Linked DNA regions of Homo sapiens: region 1 is linked to region 2. Evidence: chromatin loops called from intact Hi-C (ENCODE). Cell type or tissue: endothelial cell of umbilical vein. All regions are shown on one strand.

What was found. A loop is a pair of places that touch in the nucleus more often than their neighbours do. Peaks named below come from ENCODE experiments on the same cell type or tissue, not always from the same donor. Only the 100,000 strongest peaks of a DNase experiment are listed, where the experiment ranks them.
Region 1: it touches region 2 in a loop (8-fold over the local background); 8 of 110 quality-filtered maps call a loop at or near these places.

What each region holds. Positions count from the first base shown.
Region 1 is chr4:16,504,544-16,507,043 of GRCh38, forward strand. The region is part of intron 7 of LDB2 (LIM domain binding 2); the gene reads right to left. All of the region lies in intron 2 of LOC105374505 (a long non-coding RNA gene), which reads left to right. Among named protein-coding and RNA genes, the nearest start is that of TAPT1-AS1, 280 kb to the left of the region's middle. In endothelial cell of umbilical vein, a CTCF peak has its summit at 1,340 (motif pointing right); no DNase peak of the experiment used is centred here.
Region 2 is chr4:16,750,004-16,752,503 of GRCh38, forward strand. All of the region lies in intron 2 of LDB2 (LIM domain binding 2), which reads right to left. Among named protein-coding and RNA genes, the nearest start is that of LDB2, 150 kb to the right of the region's middle. In endothelial cell of umbilical vein, no CTCF peak of the experiment used is centred here; a DNase peak (open chromatin) is centred at 1,018.

The DNA.
Region 1 (2,500 bases), 250 kb before region 2:
TTTATTTATTATGCAATGAAGAACCAGAAATGACAGTGACATGGAACGAGACTCATGAAGACTGTTAAGGTGAGATGCAAAGTAGATACCGTCCTTCTGACTGGCAGAAAGGATGACAGGATTTTAGATGGAGTGTGGCCACCACAGAGGCATGAATGGTATTCAGTTAGCTGGGCAGCTGCAGTGTTACCTGTTTGGGGATGTTCAGGATAAAAGAGTGCCACTGAGTTATAGGCAATTAGGAGATGACACTTATGATCAAGAACAAAGGGAGATGGAAAGAATAGGGCTAGGTTGTACAGAGCATGACCTGAGGGTTAATCTCATTTCATGACTTGTGTCCAGCACACTTGAAGGGCTTGGAAAACACATGCGTAAGGCGTCACAGGGCAGGAGAAGGATGTTAACCAACCAAGTGGGTCTGCATTAGTATCGTGACTCCAAAGTCATTGAGAGAGGATGGGAGAGTATGAGGAAGCATAATTTGAAAGAGGAGGAGGAAAATAAAAAGCAGCCAACTTAAGCATGATATTAAAAGAAAAGCTCTCAACACTCCAAATGCATTCATTGAATTAGAAAACAACAATCATTGAAGAAAAGTACTATGAACATAGTGGTTTGAATCATTTCCAATGGAGCCAACAGGCTTGTAATCTGTTCGGTGAATCTTTGTTCTAGGAGCAGCTGGAAAAGATGTCTAGGCATAGGTGTTTTTAAATGTACTAAATTTCAAAGGGATGCCACATATGTTTTACTAATTATATAAAATATCCCTAGCTAGATACTTAGTTGTGTGTGTGTGTGAGAGAGAGAGAGCGTGTGTGTGTGTGTGTATGTGTTTGTGTGCGTGCATAATTGACAAATGGCAAGTTAAGGGCTTCATATGCACATAGACAGTTAAGGCCACTTAAAAATTTATGTGCATGTTTCTATTGGTTCTTCTAAGCCTCTAGACTAGGATAGTGATTATCTGCTCTGGCAGTCTTGATTTGTTATTCTCACACAAAATAAATAAAGCATGATGCACATTCTAGGCTGCCTCTGATTAGGGGTTGTTAGCAACATTTCCCCCCCATTTTGTTAAAAATCCCCCCAACATTGGCAGTGAGAGTACATTTCCTTCCCATCTCTATCCTGTGTGTCCACGAGAGACAACAGCGAGCCATCTGAGAGAGGTCCATATGCCCTCAGCTCCCCACAAGGCCAACTTCTGCTCCTTGCTGGAAGCCCGGAGGTGCCACCAGCTCTCACCCATTTCACATCTTCTCACTAATCCCCCGTGCAAAGACCACCAACCTCTGAGGAGGACTGGAAGTGACTCCTTTCAGGGCCCCTCAATGCTTCTCCTTAAATTGGCCAGAAGGGGTCACTGCTGTTGAATGACACAGGTCTCCATCCCTCCCAGGGTTGAGGCTGCAGTTCGGGATCGCTCCTAGCCCCTGCTCATGGAGTGAGAAGCAGAATCCAAGGATTAAACCCTAGCCCTCGCCAGACACACACATCGCTGCCGCAGCAGCTACACAGACCACAGCTGTGGTCATAGTGGCACATGCCTTTGGACCAGACAGTGGATGCCTGCAGGTAGCATCTCTAGTTAACCAGTAGAATAGTGTTGATAACTCAGTAGACAGGGTTAAAAGATATGGTCACCACAAGTCATCCAACGCTTATCATTTAATGTCCATTCAACTCCAGGACACATATGAATTTGTACATTTTCCTAATCTGGTTGTTCTTTCTGCCTCTCTGTAACATCTGACAATTTTACTTTATTAAAACATCTTTAACTGCATAGTGTGGAGATAGTGATGGAATCCAACTCTCATTTCCTAACGGTGCCTTGCTCTTAATCACACAAAATGCAAAGGGTCTCTACTTGTTACAAACCCTCTGGATACAGGTAACCTCCAGTAAAATACAGTTGTTGATTTGGAAGACAGGAGCATAACAGAGTACAGAAGCTATATCCTCTTTCAAATGAAATTGAAATGATTCTGACTAGACCATATGTGTCAAAACATATGACATGTAAGCTGCTACTCTCAACTTCTACAACCATGTCAGACATCACTAATGGATGGCCCACCAAACCCAGACTAGACCTTAGAATCCTCCTCAATACCATACTCTGAGGGCTGGCAGGAGAGAGAAAATGTCCTTGCCATCCCTAGATTAGACAGTGAGCTCTTCAATGACAGGGCTTTGTTGTTGTTGTTTTTCACCTTGGTATTGCTAGTACCTGGCACAGTGTGGGCACATAGTAGGAGCTCAGAAAACATCTGTTGAACTGATTGGGATTCTTGCAGCTACAGTGCCTTTAAGTAGCTATATCACCGTTTCAGAATCCTCTGAGATGCACTTTTTCTTATTTGCTAGAGGAAACTAACGAATGTTACTGCCTTTAACTCCAGGATTGGATAAAGAAATGGGCTCCTGTGTACACTTTTTCAGTTGATTTATCTAAATCAGGCCATTTTCTCTATTCAAAATTTCACCAGAA
Region 2 (2,500 bases):
TCTATTTTTGTCATAAAAATTCTATGTATTTAAGATATACAATATGTTTTGATATACATATACTTGGTGAAATTATTACCACAATTAAGCAAACTAATATAGCCATATCCTTCTACAATTTTTCATTGTTGTGAGAGCACCTGAAATCATCTCTTAGAAAATTCCTGGTATATAATACAGTATTATTGACTATAGTCATTATGCTGTACATTAGGTCTCTAGTGCACCACAGAACTTTGCTTGCACTACTCTTACAGGGTGGATGCTATTGCATTAGAGTTCATCGTGTATGGGTCTGTCTCCCTTGTTATACTGCAAGTTCCCTTGGGCAAGCCATATATATCACACTCCTATGCATGTGCTCAACACCTGCCCAGATGCCTGGCACAGTCAACGGTAGAAGGCCTGCAATGCAGACTTTGGACTTAAATTCAGGCAGACTTTGACCTGCATCCTCACTCCCAACCTCTGCTGGGGCATTTCTTTCTTTAACTGGGGCTCATGAGTACAGTGTCTGGAAATAAACAGAAGCAAGACTTATGAATAAGAAGTCCAGGTAGATCTCTTAGTCTTTTTTGTATCATGGGTCATGCTCACACCACATTGTAGCTGCTCTGGAATTGTCAAGATTTCACATTTGAACATGAACTGGGGTCCTTGAAGTAGGGATGCCATATTTAACAAAGAAAACACAGGATGCTCAGTTAAACTTGAGTTTCAGATAAATATCAAATAATGTTGTAGTAGAAGTATGATGTCTCAAGTATTGCATTTGTATACTTACATTTTATCTGGCAACCCTAACTTCAAAAAGATAATAAGTTGGAGGTAAGAAGAGTCAGATAATGTGTTTCTCAATAATTTTTTATTGTGTAGAACAGTTCTCTTCTCCAGTCCCCAAACAATAAATTCTGGCAGCAACACCTGTCATTGTGACAATGAAAAGATTTGACACACTTTGTTTTACCCACTATGGGGTAGTGTTGTTTCAGTTTGGAAACCATAGGCAATATACTCCCTAAAACCGAAAGTCAGGAAATGCACGTGCCAGGACTCCATAGATAACATAGTCACACAGAGTCAGGCAAAGAGCACATAATGTCCATTTTCTGGTTAGTACCTCATTCAGACCTCCAGAACAAGCTCGTGAGGGCAGTCATAGATATGACTTGCATTTAAGCCTGTACGTTTGACAATTGTAACCCCCTAAGAGAAGAGCTAACAACCACCTCAGATTTCATAACAGCTTGACTTATAACATATTAGGGGATAATAAAAACATACCATATCTGAAACGTTAATTATAAATATGATAATAATTATACCTTCAACTTGTACCGCACTTTAAATTCATTCAAAGCACTTTTCTGTCCATTATCTCATGCGATCATTAGTGTGGTATTTACCAGACATTAGAGAATGGAATGTCTGTTCAAGCCACTGTTATGGCCAATTTGCAACTTCTGATACTATCAATTTGAAACCACAAATGGGAAGAGATGGGTCTCCTTTTTCTCTTTCAGAAATCTGTCAGTTCATCTATCAATTGCGGGCTTTCTCTCAAGTATTTTTATGACTAGTCCTAGATTTTCCATTAATGTCACAAGAATATTCTCTTTCTGAGCAACTTAGGCAATTATGCTAATTTAAGGTAAGAGTTTTAAATAAAATCAAATCAAAAGTAAATTTAAAAATTTGTGATGAACTGTCTTTCTCCCAAGAACTGTCTGGCCTAGGAAGGCAATGTCTGACAAACAGCAAGAGTTCAGTGAGTTCTGAAAGAATGAATCCATGAATGAGTGCAGGAACAAATCAACTTCGAATGACAATCTGCTCTACTTCTAACTGAATTTGCTACAAATCTCACCAGCCTAATGAAGACTGCTACTGAAATGGACACTCATTAATCACAATATCAGTTCCCACTGCACTCCAGTTTGGATGACAGAGTGAGACCTCATCTTTAAAATAAAAATAAAATAAAATCACAACATCGGGTGCTAGAGCCATCTGGAAACCATTTAATGGAACCCCATGCGAATAAATGCATGGTCCAGGGTCATCTGAGACAACGACATTTATGTTTTTAAGCAACCAAGATGCCACAGTCAGAGGCAAGAATCCATTCCCATAATTAAACATGAAGGACTACTCTGAGGAAGTGTATTCTTTTCTTGAAAATAAATTTTTGAATGCAATCAAAATCAATTTCCTTTCCTCTGGTCCTCAGTGAACAAGATACAGAGCCCACTCTTTACATATAAGTTGCCCAAATAAATTACCAGCACTTGATAAATGTTTAGTAGTTCCTTGCTCTCTGAGCAAAATGGGGGATGAAAATCTCACCCTCTGTTGGACAGATGTGGTAATTGTAATTGTTTGGAACTTGTTTGTTTAACTCACCATTTTCCATTAATATTCATTTTTTCCCCAATTGGTCTTAAATTCTTGGTTCCTGTATAGAAAGAAGACAAGTCTGTTTTGGCTCTGCCCAAAACCA